2 separate regions of the Homo sapiens genome follow, and region 2 is linked to region 1. The links are chromatin loops, found by intact Hi-C in ENCODE. Cell type or tissue: psoas muscle. All regions are shown on one strand. Each heading gives the region's core, and the rest is flanking DNA. Links, peaks and the distances in the headings are about the cores only. Region 1 overlaps ZFR2 (zinc finger RNA binding protein 2). Region 2 overlaps PIP5K1C (phosphatidylinositol-4-phosphate 5-kinase type 1 gamma).

Region 1 (8,000 bases), core at 1-8,000:
GCCTGGCTAACATAGCGAGACCTCTCCCTGCTACAAAGAGTTAACAATTAGCTGGGTGTGGTGGTGGGCGCCTGCAGTCCCAGCTACTCGGGAGGCTGAGGCGGGAGGACAGCTTGAGCCCGGGGGTCTGAGGGTCAGTGAGCTCTGATCGCGCCATTGCCCTCCAGCCTGGGTAACAGAGTGAGATCTGTTTCTTAAAAAACAAAACAAACAAAAAAACAACAACAACAAACAGCAGCTGCCAGAGCAGGAAAGGACTTTGAAAAAAGGTAACTCCCGCTCAGATGAGTTATCTCCATGGCAATTACTTAGACGACGTGGGGACTTTCTCACTTCCTAAGAATCACAGGGGTTGGGAGCTGATTCACACGGGCACTCAGTGACATGAACTACTCTGATTACTCAGTCACTCCCCAAGGCGGAGAAGTCCGTCAGAATCACGCTCAGCTTTTCCTTTTGCCAATGAGGAAACTGAGGTTTACAGAGACTGTCAGTCCCTTGTGAACTATTTTTAGATGCGCCTTCAATAGCAAAAGGGAATGCTAAGGCATTAGAACAGCACGGATCACCCGCTGCAAACCAGCCTCGTTCAGTGCCGAGAAGCTCCAGCTCTGAGACCTGGGGAACTTCCTACTCCTGGGGCTGGAAAGCTGCCGCGGGCCACCGACGGCTCCAGGCCCATCAGAGCTAGGGGTTCCTGCAGGGTCTCGTCCCGAGGAGCTGACCTCTGTCCTGGCTGAGAGCCGGGCCCTGGGGAAGGGGATCTCCAATGACCTGCGCTTGTCACCCTCTTCCTCTCGGCGGCCCCGGTCCTCCTCGGCCAGTGTGTCGGACACCAGCTTGAGGGCCCGCTCTGCGTGGGACACGGCCCTCTGCACGGCCAGGAGCTCCTGCTCCGTGGGGTAGATGGTGGCGTGCTTGCACATGACGTGCCGGTCGTCGCTGGACGCCGGCCGCCGCCCGGGCTGTGGGGAGAGGCCGCACGTGTCAAGGGTGGTCTGTGGGGACCCTTGGGGAGTGCTGGGCAGGCGGGCAGGTGGGGGCAGGTGGCCGTGGCCAGCCAGGTTACGAGGCGGCAGCGTGGCCAGGTGAGAATCCAGTGCACACAGAGAGCCCCGGGGTGGGGAACAGGGAAGTACCTCGGGCTGCCCCGATGGCTGCAGGAAGCTCGGGTCTGAGTGAAGGAATGGGGGGAAACTCCGCCACCTTTGGCCATATTCTTAAATTTCCAGACCAGAGGCTTTTGAGTCAGCCTGGGAACCCTTTCTCACAGCAAGGTGCAAATCCGAGGTTCCCATTGAGGCCGGGCGCGGTGGCTCACGCCTGTAATCCCAGCACTTAGGGAGGCCGAGGCGGGCGGATCACCTGAGGTCAGGAGTTCCAGGCCAGCCTGGCCAACATGGTGAAACCCTGCCTCTACTAAAAACACAAGAGAGCCCGGCGTGGTGGCGGGCGCCCATAGTCCTGGCTACTCAGGAGGCTGAGGCATGAGAATCGCTTAAACCCTGGAGGCAGAGGTTGCAGTGAGGCCACGATTGCACCGCTACACTCCAGCCTGGGCGACAGAGTGAGACTCTGTCTCAAAAAAAAATAGTTCCCATCGAACCTGGGGGCTCGGGCTGCGGGGACAGGTGCTTCTGAGAAGAGACAGTAGTAGCCACAGAGGCATGAGGCTCCCCAAGGGAGGCGACCACCCGGGGCTCCAGGAAGCAGAAGGGATCTCTGTGGCCAGTGGCAGGGGCTGGGGTGCTGGGGCTCCCATCTGTGGAGTGAGGAGGCCTGGGCCATGGAGCCCCATCCCCTGAGTACTATGTGGGAGTTGGGGGGAGGCCGGGTCCTCCCGAGGAGGTGTCCGCTGCTCCGGGGAGTGTGAGGTCGCCCGCGTTTGCACACAGAGGAAACTGTACCTACCTGGAGTGGGGCGCTGGCGGGTGACTCCGGCCTGCCCATGAGCAGAGGCTGGGCCCAGTCGGGCGGCGCGTGGGGCGGCACGTCCTGGGGTGGCTCCTCCTCCAGCCGCCTGCAGGACCGAGACGTGACAGAGCATGGTCAGGCCAGCAGTGGCCCTAAGCTGGGGGCAAGTCAGAAACACTGGGGCCTTATGCTCCCAGCAAGGAAGGAAGGGCCAAAGCTCTTGCTGGGGCTCCACTGCACTGCATGGGTGCCTGCTGTATGCACAGAAGACTGAGGCTGGGAAGGCTGGTGTGGGGGGCAGCCAAAGACACCCCTTAGGCAAATGAGGCCCAGCCCGGGCAGCCATGGCCTTCAGGAGGTCCTGGTTCCCTTCCCAATGCAGACCTGCTGCTGCTGGACACACCAGAGTCAGATGTTACATCAGAAAATGCTCTAGGATGGACACAGGGGACACTGGGAATGAGGGGACGCTAGGGGATCAGGGGGACACAGGAGACTCCAGGGGTCAAGGGGACTCAGGGGATACCAAGGGTAAGGGGACACAGGGTCATCAGGGGTCAGGAGACACAGGAACACCAGGGGACAGAGGGACACCAGGGGTCAGGGGGACTCCAGGGGTCAGGGGTCACATGGCACACTAGAGGTCGGGGGACACAGGGACACCGGGGGTCGGGGGACACAGGGACACTAGAGGTCGGGGGACACAGGGACACTAGAGGTCGGGGGACACAGGGACACCGGGGGTCGGGGGACACAGGGACACTAGAGGTCGGTGGACACAGGGACACTAGAGGTCGGGGGACACAGGGACACTAGAGGTCGGGGACACAGGGACACCGGGGGTCGGGGGACACAGGTCACAAGGCACCTCTGCAGCCGTGTGGTCCAGCGAGTTGGCCGGCAGTGTCCCTGCGTCTACGGAGGCCCTGGAGCCCACGTGTCAGGTCCGCACGCCACTGTGCCCTTGCCCGTCTGCTCTGGAACCCTCTCACGCTCCCACACCAGGACGTGCCCACTGCCCGGGCACCCGTCTCCCCCCACTGCTCGAGAGCTCACACGGAGGAGCTCCGTAATCTGCAGCAGTGGGCGTCTAGGTTCCACGCTGGACCTGCCCTCCCTCACCAGGCCCCCTTGCCAAGACCCGCAGCCGGGCACCTCCTCTCCGCGTGCCAGCGCCGCAGCTGCTCCAGCCGCTCCTCCGCCAGGTGCCGCTGCTTCCTCATGCGCTCCTCCAGGACCTTCCGAGCCCGGCTGCTGGGCTCCGTGGCAATGGGAAGGTCCGGGTTCACTTTCTTCTGGAAAGGACAGGCAAGGCTCTGAGAGTAGGGACCTTGCTTTAGACAGGGATGCCAGGAGGATCTTGGGGTGCAGGGAGAGGCCCAGAGACTAGAACTGTTGGGCTGAAAAATCTCCCAAAGCCTTTTTTTTTTTTTTTTTTTTTTTTTCGAGACAGAGTCTTGCTCTTGTCTCCCAGGCTGGAGTGCAATGGTGTGACCTCGGCTCACTGCAACCTCCGCCTCCCGGGTTCAAGCGATTCTCCTGCCTCAGCCTCCCGAGTAGCTGGGATTACAGGTGCGCACCACCACACCTGGCTAATTTTTGTATTTTTAGTAAAGATTTCACTATGTTGGCCAGGCTGGTCTCGAACTCCTGACCTCAAATGATCCACCCAACTTGGCCTCCCAAAGTGCTGGGATGATAGACGTGAGACACCGCGCCCGGCCGAAGATACACTTTTGAGACGAGGACCAAGACGTTGAAAACCCAGAAAATCACCCCTCCCTCTTAAGTTCGTCGGATCACACGCGCGGAAGAGGCCCGACCACAGGCCTCCCAGCGCCCGCCGGGCCCTAGCACAGCCCGGACGGGTGTCGGAGCTCCCCCTGCTGGACGCACCCGGTACTGCAGCCGGTGCCGCCGCCCCCTCACGTGCAGGTCCTTCGCGTTAAGGTCGTTGAAACTGCACTCGCACAGCTTGCAGTGGAAGCGAAGCACTCGCCCTTCGTCGCTGAACACCTGAGACACAGAACAGCCGCACGCGCACCAGGCACGAGGCGGGGTGGGATGTGAGATGCTACCGCTGCCAGGTCGCGGCGGAGCCTTCCTCCTTGCTGCTCATTTTATTTATGTATGTCTTTTTAGAGACAGCGTCTTGCTGTGTCACCCAAGCTGGAGTGGAGTACAGTGGCTCGGTCTTGGCTCACTGCAGCCTCAAACTCCTGGGCTCAAGCGATCCTCCCACCTCAGCCTCCCGAGTAGCTGGGACCACAGGCACACGCCACCATGGGAGGCTGGAGGATTGCTTGAGCCCAAGAGTTCAAGACCAGCCTGGTCAACATAGCGAGACCCCCATCTCTACAAAAAAAATAAAAAATACAAAAATTAGCTGGGAGTGGTGGCTCATGCCTGTAGTCCCAGCTACTCAGGAGACTGAGGTGGGAGGATTGATTGAGCCCAGAAGTTTGAGGTTGCAGTGAGCCATGATGGCACCACTGTGCTCCAGCCTCGGTGACACAGCAAGACCCTTTCTCTTAAAAGAATCCCAGGCCTACAGGCAAGGCAGAGGAAACCCAGCCCTGCCTCTTTGGCACGCACAAGGCCAACCGGGGTCTGAACTGCCGCTGGCCTGGGAGCTGGCAGACCTGGCCCAGGAGCTCGGCTCCACTGCTCACCAGCCTGACCTTGGCAGGTCCCAGGGTCCCGCAGGCCCAGGAAAGGGGCTAGACAGAAGGGCTTCCAACCTCCCGGGGAGCTTTCTACTGCCCAGATCCCTTCCACCTTCCAGACAGACGGCTCCGCAGGGTCCCCTGTTGGGAATGCCTCGGCCTGTCTCTGGCCCTCACGGGGCCATATTCATTTCCTGCTGATACCAAAATCCGGCACCCAAAGTGTCAAGCGGGTCTGCACGGGGTTTTGGTCCATGGAGGTCTGGCCTGTGCAGCTCAGGAACGGGGATGGGTCTGTAAATCTCGCTGGGAGAAGCCGGGTGAGGTCTCGAAGCCTGATCCATGGGAAGGTCCTTCCCTGACCGGGGCACCAGGACTTGACAGCCTCGACTTACCTCCTCCACATATTCCGGGCCCACCGGCTGCGCATCAGAGCAGCCCGCGGGAGCTTCCTTTGAGCCTCCTTGGGTAGGTGCTCCGGGACCCTCTAATTTAGGTTGGGCTGGTTTCCCCCACTGGGGTCTGCAGCCTGCTGCCTGTGGCTCAGGAGGCCCTGAGGGGAAAAACCATGTCACTTATACCCTGTTCCAGGAGAAAGCACTGCAGCTGCAGACCCGCCAGGCGGCATGGGGTGGAGAGCCACCCAGACTGCAGGCTGTGCCATCCCCCTCCCTCCTGTGATGTCAGGGGGAATGGCCCCGGACAGCAACCTCGCTCTCCCTTTCATGCCTGCGTGTGACCCAGCCAAGAAACCGAGGCCAATTTCAATCCATCCGGGGAGAAGCCCTGGTTTTAGGCCCTCGCTTGAGGAACCCACCGACAGCACAAAATCCACAGTTAATAGACCATGAAGTATCAGGCGGACCAAGGCTCGCACTTAACCTACCCCCGTTAGGCGAAATGATGGAGCCTCGGGGGGAGACAAATATCTTTGTTATAAGAATGACTTGATGGTTTGATCTTCAAAATCATGTTGCTATTCAAGAATCAACGCTGCTGAGGCTAAAAATAGAATGTGGCTCCCTCGACCCCTGCCCACGCACAGCACGGTGGTCCAGGGCAGAGACTCTTAGACAGACCCGGGTTCCAATTCCACCTCCACCGTTTACGGCTTTTCCATCTACACATTGGGACTGGTGACAACATTGACTCAAATGAGTTGTGGGCTGGGCACAGTGGCTCATGCCTGTAAACCCAGTGCTGCGGGAGGCCGAGTTGGGAGGATCGCTTAAGCCTAGGAGTTTCCGACCAGCCCCAGCAACATAGCAGAACCCCACCTCTACAAAAAAAAATACAAAAAGTAGTGGGATGTGGTGGTGCACACCTGTAGTCCCAGTTACTCAGGAGGCTGAGCTGGGAGGATCGCTTGAGCCCAGGAGGTGGAGGCTGCAGTGAGCTATGATTGCACCTCTGCACTCCAGCCCGGGTGACACAGTGAGACTCTGTCTCAAAAACAAAACAAAACAAACCACGAAAAAAGAGTTGTCGTGGAGGTAAAGCGAAGCAATGCACACAAAGCAGTGAGCAGACGCCTGGCATGTAATCCTAGTTAACGCGGGTCAGCTCTGACAGCTGGGGCTTTGCACGCAGGGAAGGTAGGGTCACAGGCAGAGGGGTGTGAGGATTCCACCTTCATTTCCTGGTACCCATATAACTCTGATTCTGAGCCCAATTTGTTCACCGTGAGCACCAGGGCATGCAGGGGAGCACAGTGGAGGTGGCAGCCCAGGGAACCCTGTAGGTGCAGGGTGAGGGCTTCCAGAGAACCCCAGCACCCGGCACCAGGCCAGATTCTACCAGAAGAGGCCGGGCGCAGTGGCTTACGCCTGTGATCCCAGCACTTTGGAATGCCGAGGCTGGTGGATCACTTGAGGTCAGGAGTTCGAGACCAGCCTGGCCAACATGGTGAAACCCTGTCTCTACGAAAAATACAAAAATTAGCCGGGCGTGGTGGTGCATGCCTATAGTCCCAGCTACTCAGGAGGCTGAGGCAGGAGAATCGCTTGAACCCAGGAGGCAGAGGTTGCAGTGAGCTGAGATCGCACCACTGCACTCCAGCCTGGAGGACAGAGCGAGGCTCCATCTCAAACCAAAACAAAACAAAAAAACTCTACAGGAAGAAATGGCATTACCATTTTATTGGTTCTGCCAGCACTCTCTGGAAATGGTCTCAAAGGGTCTCCAAGGTTCAGGGCGGTGTGGGCCAGTGGGAGGCCATCTTGCTCTGCAGGAATAAGGGAGAGACGGCACCAGCCAGCCCCTCACCACCCCCCGGGAAGACATGACGAAAATCGACTGGATGGTAGATTTTCTCACGAAACTTTCACTAGGCGGCCAGGGCTCTGGTGGGTACACGAACACGCATACAGACACACGTACCCTCGCATAAGGCCTTCGAGGCCACGGGTCTCTTGGCCAGCGCTGGCCTGCTCGAGGCACACACGCTGGGGCCAGTGGGGGACGTGGGCTTGGCCTCTGCCCCGGGGGGGCTCTCTGTGGCCAGTGCAGGCTCGAGGGTGGGAATGGGCTTCCCCAGTTTGGCGTGCAGCTTGAAGACCTGCAACAGACAGAGCCGGGCTCCCGCGTGAGGGCCGCTCCCAGCCTGATGGCCTTTTTCAAGAGGCAGGAAGGGCCTCCACGGGCGTGCAGCGCGAGTGTGGGCTGGCCGGTCCCAGGGACCCCCCTCTCTTCTCTCCTCCTGCTCTCTGGATAACACCCACTCCAGAAGGCCCTTCCCAGGTGGCCTCCTGCCTTGCACACGTGCTTGTGACTTCTCTAGCACGGTGACACTCCTCTAGTGTGTGAGCACGTGGCTCACCGGCTCACACGGACGCTCTTCCTCCTCCTCCACCACGTGGGCTGCCAGGTGGGGCCGTTTCTCAGCCTCCCAAGCCCCAGCCTAGTGCTCCCTGACTGCCCGGGACTCAGCATGTGTGGATGGATGGTGGGTGTGCACGTGTCCCTGGACGGACACCCACGTTCTGCACGCACGTGTGCACATGGTCACGTCCGTATTCTGGCCGTGCCCCATTCTCAGCACCTCTAGGTACAAGGTGTTTCTGGCAAAGGTTCCGTGTGCACAGGGCCACTGTGTGTGTGCTGGGGACCATCTCAGACACACTTCCCAGCTCTGTCTCTGACACGCTGTACCCTGGTACAAGACCTGCCCTGTACCCCCCAACCCCACAACGGGCAGCAGGGCCTGCCTGACCCCCAGACTGAGCCCCAGCCTGTGGGGGTGACACCTGCAGCTCTGCCCCACCGGCCCCTAGCTCTCCGGTCCCCAGGCCAAGTCTCCTTCCCCCGTTTCTCTGCCCCGCTCCTTCCCTCCTCCATGCCTCCCTGCTCATTCCTCTTTCCCCTGTGGGTTCACACGGGCCCTCAGCAAGCTGTCCTGAGCCGAGCCAGGGAATGAGGCCC
Region 2 (10,136 bases), core at 1,044-9,043, 160 kb before region 1:
GGAAGTGGTGGGCGGGGGTGAGGTTGCTGCCTTCGCTGTGGAGGAAGGACGGGAGGAAACCTGTGAGGGGTGGTGGGCACCTCTCCCCCACCCCCGCCATGGTCCCTCCTAGTGCCTCTAGCAGCTGAGCCTCTAGCGGCTCAGCTCCAAGACTTCCTTGAAACGGCCCAATCCCACAAGCAACAGGGGGCTCCCGATGGGACTGTCCCCCAGTAACCACCCTCTCTTCTTTCATTAACAACGGGGCCCACAGTGTTGGCCAGGCACATGGCCGCCAAGAACAGGACCATGCCGCCCCAGCCTCTTGCAGCTAGGTGTGCTCACGTGACTGCACTCAGCCAATGACACGAGTGGAGCAGAAACACTGGTCATGTCCGAAAGGGAAGGGCTGTTGTTCTCCTTCTGTTGCCTCCTGTGGCTGGAATGCAGCCGTGATGGCAGGAGCTTTGGCAGCCACCTGGGACCACTGGTCACAGAGCTGTATATTGAGGATGGCGGTGTGGGGTGACCAGAAGGATCCCAGGACCCCAACACCATGGAACCTCCTGACCAGCCCTGCACTGCCCACTGGTTATTTGTAGATTAGAAAAGAGCTAACTTCTATCTTTTCTTTTTCCTGTTCTTAAACTGCCTTTACATTGGGTCTCTGATTCAGCAGCAAACAAACGTCCTGACGGACAGAGGGCCAGAGCTCAAGGCCAAGGAGGCGCCAGGAGGGGCCAGGTGCTGCTTTCAGCAGAGAAGGGCGCTCAGGACAGGCCACTCCGCCTCAGAGCCACGTGTGTGCTGGGTGAGCCCTGAGGCTCCGGGGGCCCGGCCCACCTGGGGAAGAAGATGCTCTCCACCACGTAGAAGTCCTGCATGAGCACGTCGCGTTCGGGCTTGGAGCTCAGGTGGCCCACGGTGTAGCCGATGCCCAGCTGGATGGCACCCTTCAGGGTGGAGGAGGTGGTCTGCAGGGAGACCAGAGTGTCAGGGCCCCCGGCTGCTCCCCACGCTGCCCTGCACCCCCTGTGTGCACCGGGGGGTGGAGATCGTGACCAGCTGCAGCTTGGGACCCGGCACCTGCCAACCCCCTCCTGGTGGTCCCCGGGGCTGCCTGTCCTGCGGCTGCTGAGCTGTCGACATCAGGCCGGGGGATGAAGCCACCCTCCCTCGGGCCACACAGCCAGGACAGGGCTCGGCTGCAACTGCCGCACCACGTCACTCAGCCCTCCCAGTCCTGTTGGCTAGCTAGGTTCTAAAGGTTCTCCCATTTTGAAACAGCTCCAACTTAGCAAAAGGGTCGATTCACTGTCAAGAGTTTGTTTTTAGGGGGTACCATTTACAGCGAGATGCCCAGATCACTTTCACATCTGCAGACGCAGGTTCCCGTTAGCTGCTTTCTATGTAACGCACGTGGTCACACTGGGCAACCCACATGGCCGCTATGTGCCTCAGTTTCCCTGCCTGTAGACAGGGATGGGCACAATGGTTCTGGCCCTCTTGCGGACGTGGTGTCAGCTGCTGTTATTATTTTTATTTGTTTATTTTTTGAGACAGAGTCTTGCTCTGTCGCCCAGGCTGGAGTGCAGTGGCGCAATCTCAGCTCACTGCAACCTCCACCTCCCAGGTTCAAGTGATTCTCCTGCCTCAGCTTCCTGAGTAGCTGGGATTATAGGTGCGCGCCGTCACGCCTGGCTAATTTTTGTATTTTTAGTAGAGACGGGGTTTCACCATGTTGGCCAGGCTGGTCTCGAACTCCTGACCTCAGCTAATCCACCTGCCTGGGCCTCCCAAAATGCTGCGATTGCACGTGTGAGCCAGCACGCCGGCCCCGTTATTATTTTTTGAGACAGAGTCTTGCTCTACTGCCCAGGCTGGAATGCAGTGGTGCGATCTTGGATCACTGCAACCTCCGCCTCCTGGGTTCAAGCTATTCTCCCGCCTCAGCCTCCCAAGAGCTGGGATTACAGGCACGCACCAGCACACCCGGCTAATTATTTTTTTGTATTTTTAGTACAGACAAGGTTGCGCCATGTTGCCCAGGCTGGTCTCCAACTCCTGACCTCTGGTGATCCTCCCGCCTCGGCCTCCCAAAGTGCTAGGATTCCAGGAGTGAGCCTCCGCGCCCGGCCGGCTGCTGTTATTTTTGCCATTGGCATCGTTTGCATTATTCTCACTGTGTGCTCTCGCGCCATGTTCACTTTAGCCCTGGGAAGCCGGCTCATACCTCCGCTCTCTAATTCCGGTCTCCAGTGCTCCTGTCGCAGGTGCGAGGTGGCAGGGAGGGAGGTCGGGAGTTGGGAGTTGGTTTCTGCCACTGCCCAGTTTCGGCCTGTCTCCCTCCTAAGCCACACTCTGGGTGGTGGGGGGTCTGGCCTGTATGTTCACCTCCCCGAGATGCCACGGACAGAACAGACATGTGCCCAAAGATAACATACAAACGGCCCTGAAGCCCGCAAAGACGCTCCATGCCACTGGGCACCAAGGGAAAGCACATCAAACCACAGGGGGGCCACGCACCTGGAATCCCGGCCAGTCGGGAGGCCGGGGTGGGAGGATCCCCTGAGCCTGGGAGTTCAAGACCAGCCTGGGCAACATGGTGAAACCCCTGTCTCTACCAAAACAAACAAAAAGACACCTCGAAGAGACACCACCTCACACCCATGAGGACGCCAGAATCAGAGACAACAATCACGAGTGCTGGTGAGGACACGGGGACGCTGGGCCTCATTCACTGTTGCTGGGTGTGAAAACGGTACCGCTGCTATGGAGAACAGTTTGCGAGTTTCTCAAAAGATGACACCGAGTTACACGTGACTTGGCAATTCCACTCCTGGGTGTCTGCCCGAGACAAACGAACACATGTATCCACACAGACTCACACACACGTGTCCTCAGCAGCACAATTCACAATGGCCAGGAGTGTGAAGCACCCGAGCGTCCATGACGCAGCAAAGGACAAGTGCAGCACGGGCGCCCCACGCACCAGAACACGACTCAGCCATGAACAGGAGCAAGGCTCTGACACGGGCCCCAGTGCGAATGAACCCTGAGGACGCTACACTCAGTGAGAGACGCCAGACACAGAAAGCCACACAGTGTGTGATTCCACTTCTATGACACGTCCAGGACAGGCTGATCCACAGACGCAGGAAAGGGATGTGGGTGCCAGGGCTGGGAGTCGGGATGGGGGTGACTGCTAACAGGGACAGAGTTGCTATTTGAGCTGATGCAATGTTCTGGAATTAGAGGTGACGGCTGCACAACTCTGCATATGTACTAAAAGTCATTTACTGCACACTTTAAAGGCTGAATTGTACAGTATATGAATCACATCTCAGTAAAACGGTTACTTTTGAAAAAACAGGCCCTAGGTGGGGGTGGGAACAGAGTGGGGGTCAGGCTTCCTACCAACACGGTGTGAGCCAGGCCAGCCTCAGAGTGTCCCATCCACTGCCCGAGGTGGTGGTGGGGTCCATAACCCCTCTCCCTCACCAGGGCCGAGAGCCCAGGCTCTGCCCGAGGTTTCAGGGACTCAGAGCCGGGCAGGCGTTGCAGCCAGGCTGAGCCACAGAACATGCTGCCCGGCCGCCCGGCAAGGACAGCAAACAGTGGGGCCTCATGCAGGACTGAGGACTCCAGCCTCTGCCTCCACACAGCCCACACCTGTCCCTGGGCAGACCCTGGTTTGTGTCGGGGGCGATAGGCCCCATCCATGCTACCAGTGGGATCCCCCTCCCCTCTGCTCTGTCCCGCTCCCTCCAGCCAGCTAAGGGGAGCCGAGGAACCTTCTTGTAGGTGGTTTCGCCGGATGCGTCCACACCTCGATGGCCCAACTTCTTCCCATGGCCAGGGCCCGGCTGTGCCGTCATGGACAGAACCTGGGAAGAGGAAGCAGGAAGCGTTAACTCCCTAAGGAGCACGCCCACCGGGACAGGGCACGCTCTGAAACCCTGGGAAGAAAGGTTTAGTCGTTGGGCCCAGCAGGGGTGCACAGGGCAGGGGGCAGGTCCAGGCGACTCCGGGGTGCAGCAGGAGGCCCCTCACCCGTGGGCGCCTGGCGGGCTGGCTGGGGCCCCTCAGTGTCCCACACTGGACACCCAGAAGCGCTCACTCCAAGGTGGAGACCTCTGCCTCCTCAGGAAGGGCAAGAGGATTGGGCAGCTCCAGCCCTCTAATTCCAGGGTCTCCCCCAGGTGCTGTGGACACTGGGGCTGGACCGTTCTTTGGGGTGGGGCCACCCTGGGCACAGCAGGGTGCTGAGCAGCATTCCTGGCCTCCACCCACTCCATGCCAGGAGCACCTCCCAGTTGTGGCAACCACAGATGTCCCCACACAACTCTGCAAATGTACTAAAAGTCACTCACTGCACACTTCAGAGAGTACAGTATGCAAATCACATCTCAGTAAAGTGGGTATTTTTTAAAAAAACAGGACTGAGGTGGGGGTGGGAACAGAGCGGGGGTCAGGCTTCCTGCCAACACGGTGTGAGCCAGGCCAGCCTCAGAGCATCTCACCCACCGCCTGAGGTGGTGGTGGGAGTCGTAACTCCTCTCCCTCACCAGGGCCCCTAACTGTGAGACCGCTGGGATGGAAGGATTGAAAAGACCACCTTGTCCCTGAGGGAGATGGTCTCACTGGCCAGGGTCAGGCCCGGCTCCTGCAAGCTGTCGGGCAGCGCGGGTGTCCCAGCAGATGGGACCGCCGACCCCAGGGGGCCTCAGCTTGTTGCCCTCGAGGGAGGATGTGAGGAGGGGCCTTGGGAGCCTGAAGGGACACAGAGGCCAACCAAGGAGAACAGCCCCGCCTGGCACCGTCATTTAAGGAGCGCCACTGCGTTTGCTAGGAGACCCCATGGACCCTCCACTGGCCAGACCCCATCCCACCGCTATCAGCCCCAGGGACACGCCTGCAGCCCTGACCCCTGCCCCTGCCCTCCCTCCACAGCCGACGCTGCTCAGCCATGTTCCCTGCATTCTCCCAGGTGGCCGCCAGGGGGCAGGCTCTCCCCAGGAATTCACCCCGCCACCCGGGCCACCCTCCACCCGCGCCACCCTCCACACTGCCCCCACGCCGGGGGACTCTGAGGAAGGATCCCAGGGTCCCAGGCCTGGTGGACAAAGCCCTCCAAGCTCTGGCTACGGACGCAGGGCCAAGGGTGGCCCAGGTGGGACAGGTGCCTTGGGGACTGCTCCTGTGAATGGGGCTCATGGACAGGTGCCCTGAGGACTGCATGCGGGAAGACGGGAGATGCAGCAGCTCGGGTGCCCTCAGAGGACGGCCCACCCCACTGCGCCCACTGGGGCTGGGAAGAAGGCCACTCGGCGCCACGGGGCTGGCAGAAGCTGCAAAGGCAGGGCCAACGTGCAGAGAAAGCTCTCGGGAGGAGACGGGCAGCAATGACAGGACCCATGTACATGCAGATGTGCACACACACAGACAAATATGCACACAGGCAAACACACGTGCAGACGTGCACACAGGCAAACGTGTACATACGCACGCAGGCAAACAGGCACACAGGCAAACACACATGCACTCAGGCAAACATGAACACAGGCAAACACGTGCACACACGCACGTAGGCAAATGAACACAGGCAAACACGTGCACACATGCACGCAAACATGCACACACACAAACGTGCACACACACAGGCAAACATCCACACAAGCAAAAATAGATGCACACACGCACGCAGGCAAACATGCACACACACAAACGTGCACACACGCACGCAGGCAAACATGCACACACACAAACGTGCACACACGCACGCAGGCAAACATGCACACATAGGCTGCACACAGCCTCACTGTGCACTACGCCTGTGTGGCTCACAGACACTGAGGGCGTGGGTGCAGCTGGTAGCCTCGGGCATCGCCCTCTGGGCAGCGTCTAACCCTCCAGCCAGGTCTTCCATTCCTGCCCCCAGTCCCCCGGCGAGAGCTGCTCTCTCCCCACCGCCCACCCCCCAGAATCCAGGCTCCACGTGGCCTGGAACCCAGAGAAGCCCTTCCTGCCCCTGCAGCCCTGACCAGGCACCCCTGCCACTGAGGGTGTGGCCCCTCAGATGCAGGGCCCCCTCCTCCATCACGGAATTTCACCCCGACCTCTCAAGACGCAGTTGGTGTAGACCTCACGTTCATCCTGCTTGTGGACACTGGACGGCATTTGGGGCCCAGAGAGGTGTAGTGAGCTGCCCCAGGCCACACAGCTTCTCCGCGAGTAGGGAGGCAGCAGGTCAGGGTGGGGACCCCAGGCCCTTCGTCCGCTCCAGACACTCACCTCTGTTGGGGCCGCCTTCTTCTGAGCCAAACCTGCAGAAGAGACAAGCTGGGTATCAGACAGGAAACCGGTGACCTCTGGGAGTCCTGGGCCCAGCCCCCGGCCCACCTTCTGGCGCCCCAGGCCTGGCGTGTGTAACTCCGCGTGGGGCTGGTCTCAAGGCTACACACAAGTGAAGACATGGACTGAGTGCGCTGGGAGGATGTGATGAGGGTGGGGGCCACTGGGGCCTGCCATGGTCACCCTGGTTGGCAGCCACTGGGGCCTAGAGCAGGGGAGAGGCTTTGCAGCCTCAGGGAGATGGGCAGCTGGTGACGCCTAGGCTTGGCACCCACCACGGAGGGCCTGGGGCTTGGACCTGCCTGGAGGAGGGGAGGGGAAATAGGGAGCAAACCTCCCCCGGCTCTGACCCCCTTCACACCCAGACATGAGGTTCTGGGCAGTCAACAACTGAGCAGGTCTGAACTGACCAAGCCCCGCTTCCTCGGAGGCAGGCGCCAGGAGAGGCTCGGGCATGGGGAAATCAGGTGCCAGCGTGGGGAGTGAGGGGGGGCAGGCCCCCGCTGGGGCGAGGGCAGGCTGGAGTTGCAGGGAGCGCCCAGCACCTGGGCAGCTGCGGTCAGTGGGAACTGGCCAGGGGTCCCCAGGGCTGCCGCCCTCCCTGCCCCTCTCCAGAGTGAGGTTTGTGGAAGGGTAAGAGAGGCTGCGAGGGGACCCCCAGCCCTGCCCTGGCTCCTGGGCCCGCAGCCTCCGGTCAGCGCAGCAGGGCCTGGGCCGCAGCTCCAGAGAGGACAACAGAGGCCTGCAGGATTGAGCCAACGAGCCCAGGCCTGGGCTGAGCCGGGAGCACCTTCCTCCATGCAAGGAGGCTGGGACGAGGGGAGCAGGCGAGACTCAGCTCCTAGGACCCAGGACCACATCCCCAGCCCTGGCTCCCAGCAGCAGGGCCCTGGGGTCCTCATCTGGAGAACGGGAACAGACTCTACAGCTGTGATTACAGGCCCTGAGACCGACGGGAGATGATCCTGGGGGACCTGGGAGCCCGATGTCCTCACAGGGTCCTCACGAGCGGGGGCGAGAGGGTGAGTCAGACAGAGACTGGAAGAGGCTGCGCTGTGGCTGTGAAGAGGGAGGAAGGGACCTGAGCCGACAGATGCGGGCGCCTCTAGATGCTGGGAAAAGGGGGAAACGGATTCTCCTCTGCAGCTTGTGCTGGGCCCAGCCCTGCCCACAGCTTGACTTTAGCCTGGTGAGGCCCCGTTCTGGGGCTGGACTCCTGGCCTCGGAGCCCTGAGGTGGGAAGCGATGTCAGCGACTGCAGGGATCGCACGTGCTGGCGTCCACCATGCAGGCCTGGGGAAGACCTGGTCTCGCCCTCAAGGGGCTCACGGTCAACAGGGGTGGGCGCAGGGCTGGGTGTTTGATGTGGGGTGACAGGCGGGGTGCGGATCAGCAAGGGGGGGCTTCCCTGGGCTGGTCCTGTCTGAGCTCAGTGCCGAACAAGGATGCCGTGGGAGCCGGAGGGAGTTCCAGGCGGAGGGAACGGCAGCACAAAGGTCACAAGGTGGCTGAGGCAGCCACGCTGCACGGATAACAGCAGCGTCCTCCAGGCTCATGCAGAGGCGGGTACCGAAGGGGAGTGCCTCCCTGTTGGATTCCGATGCTGGCACCACCCAGGGCCCAGGGGCATGGAGACAAATGCTTCTTTTCAATCACAGGGGCTGTGGGTCAGGGCTGACTCCACCCCAGCTCTGCCAGCATCTTCTCACTCCATTCCCCCTTCCTAGAGGAAGAGGCTGAGGGTTGGGGAAGGGAGGGCTGGCTGAGGTCTGGCAGCTGGGGGTGCTGGGGCAGGCCCTCAAAGGGGATTATTATGAGCCCGTGGAGACACTCAGGCTGCGCCGGAGTGTGTGCAGGAGGGTGCGGCAGGTGCCCTGCTCCGTAGGGCTCGGCCCTCTGGCTGCCTCCCTGCTCTGGGCTGGGCAGCAGTGCGTTGGAACTGGTCTGGCCCTGGCTTCCAGGCCGGCTGAGGTGAGCAGGGGAGGCCAGGACATGTGAGGGGCCAACTGGGCGAGGTTCAGGGAGGTGCAGACAGGTGAGGAGGTGGGTGCGGAGTCCGCGGTGCAGACGGGGGCCGTCAGGGGTGGGGACCCGGCTGGGTGTGGACTCGGGAGAGGGGACAGAGGAGAATTTCCCCGAGAGACAAAAAGTCTTTCTGGACCAAGGCCTTACAAAGCCAGCAAAGAGTGCAGAGAAGGCGGGAGCCCTTCTGTTTTATGACGCGGAAAGAGATGCTCAGAGGGAGGGGTGAACCCACCCGAGGTCACACAGAAGGAGAAGGAAAGTCAAACCTGGGCCTGGGTCGGCGATGCCCCACCCTATCAGCCCTGCCAGCGCCCCTCGGCCCCCATGGGCACTGTGCTGCTCTCGGTGGGTGCACGGGAGACCCACGTGTGTCCCATCCAGAGGCTGCACCCCGGTGACCGCCCTGCCGTCTGAAAACACGTCCACCGCGGGCACTGAAGGCAACTGAATGCGACTTGGTGGAGCAGCCCATAGCTTTGCTCTGCTGCCGGGTCAGAACTGCCGGAGACAAGACGAAGGCACGAGGTGGAAAACTTTGCTGGGGTCAGGAGCCTCGGGGCAGGGGCAGGCCGGGGAGGGGCCTGGGGTCAGGAGCCTCGGGGCAGGCAGCAGGTATGGAGGGGGCTGGGGCCAGAAGCCTCTGCAGGCGGCAGGTGGGGAGGGGACTGCGGTCAGGAACCTGGGGCAGGCGGCAGGTGGGGAGGGGGCTGGGGTCAGGAGCCTCTGCAGGCGGCAGGTGGGGAGGGGGCCGCATTCGAGACGCTGGTGGGCCCCTGCAGTCGTGGTCAGTCCCCACGCCTGCCTGAGGGTGCGGGGTTGGACGGTGTCCCTCCGACATTCACGTCCTTCCAAGAACCTCAGCCTGCAACCGTATTTGGAAAGAGAGTCTTTGCTGATGTCATTGGGTAAGATGAGGTCATGCCGGAGTGGGGTGGGCCCTGGATCCACCGCTGTCCTTATAAGAGAAGCCGCTCAGGGAGGCCAAGATGCCGTGTGGGGTGGAGGCGGGGAGGGCACCACTCCTCCAGGCCCTGAAACGCCAAGGATGCCCGGAGGCACCAGGAGCAGAGGGGTGTGGAGCTTCTCCGAGGTCGGTCGGGAGGGCAGAGCCCTGCCCACTCCTGGACCTCAGGCTCCTGGCCTCCAGAGCTGAGCCAGAACAAACGCCTGTTCAAGGCCTGCTGCTCCAAGCCCCCCAGTCCCGGGGACTTTGTCTGGGCAGCCCAGGACCTCACACGGAGCCCTCCAGTGAGGACCCCAGCCCTGGGTGGGAGGGGGCGTACTTCTCAAGGCAGCAAGAACAGCTGAAGGGTCCTCCCCTCGGGCCACCTGGATGCCCTGCAGGGCTGGGTGGGCAGCGGGTGGGCCCTGGAGGGATCTGGGGGACAGACCCATGGTGCTCACTGCAGGGGCGGGGACGGGGACGGAGGGAGTGGGGTGACTCAGGATTCCGGCTGCCACGGTGAAGGGAAAGACGGGCTGCTTCTCTGTCCTTCCAGAGGACAGGGCCAGTCGCCCCCAGGTCTCTGACAGGCCACAAAGGGCCTGCTCTGGGCCGCGGCGGGGCGGAAGGTGCTGGACGCTGACGTGATGTTTGGGTTGGCGGCCCGGGAGCAGAACAATTCACGGTTTTACGTCCAGGGTGTGGGGGAAGGAAAAGAAGAGAGGGCAGGAAGCCAGCGGTGGGCCGGGGCGGGACGTTCCAGACCTCATCGGGGGCCCGGGCGTCCCCCTGCTCGGCCTGTCTGGGGCCTCCCTGCCCACAGTCCTGACTCTAC

Evidence for each region. A loop is a pair of places that touch in the nucleus more often than their neighbours do. Peaks named below come from ENCODE experiments on the same cell type or tissue, not always from the same donor. Only the 100,000 strongest peaks of a DNase experiment are listed, where the experiment ranks them.
Region 2: it touches region 1 in a loop (8-fold over the local background); 23 of 110 quality-filtered maps call a loop at or near these places.

Annotation. Positions count from the first base shown.
Region 1 is chr19:3,818,271-3,826,270 of GRCh38, forward strand. ZFR2 (zinc finger RNA binding protein 2) reads right to left here. Exons shown (of 19, transcript NM_015174.2): 7 at 6,960-7,137; 8 at 4,976-5,133; 9 at 3,811-3,930; 10 at 3,070-3,209; 11 at 1,912-2,020; 12 at 775-965. Among named protein-coding and RNA genes, the nearest start is that of MATK, 36 kb to the left of the region's middle. RefSeq lists silencers at 161-455, 492-692 and an enhancer at 3,530-3,689. In psoas muscle, for the core only: CTCF peaks have their summits at 3,116 (motif pointing right) and 3,828 (motif pointing left); a DNase peak (open chromatin) is centred at 3,781; H3K27me3 peaks cover 3,409 bases.
Region 2 is chr19:3,661,049-3,671,184 of GRCh38, forward strand. It overlaps PIP5K1C (phosphatidylinositol-4-phosphate 5-kinase type 1 gamma), which reads right to left. Exons shown (of 18, transcript NM_012398.3): 2 at 6,274-6,305; 3 at 3,774-3,866; 4 at 823-953; 5 at 1-35. Among named protein-coding and RNA genes, the nearest start is that of PIP5K1C, 34 kb to the right of the region's middle. RefSeq lists an enhancer at 4,219-5,049 and a silencer at 4,979-5,088. In psoas muscle, for the core only: a CTCF peak has its summit at 4,979 (motif pointing right); DNase peaks (open chromatin) are centred at 4,973 and 9,016; H3K27ac peaks cover 2,360 bases.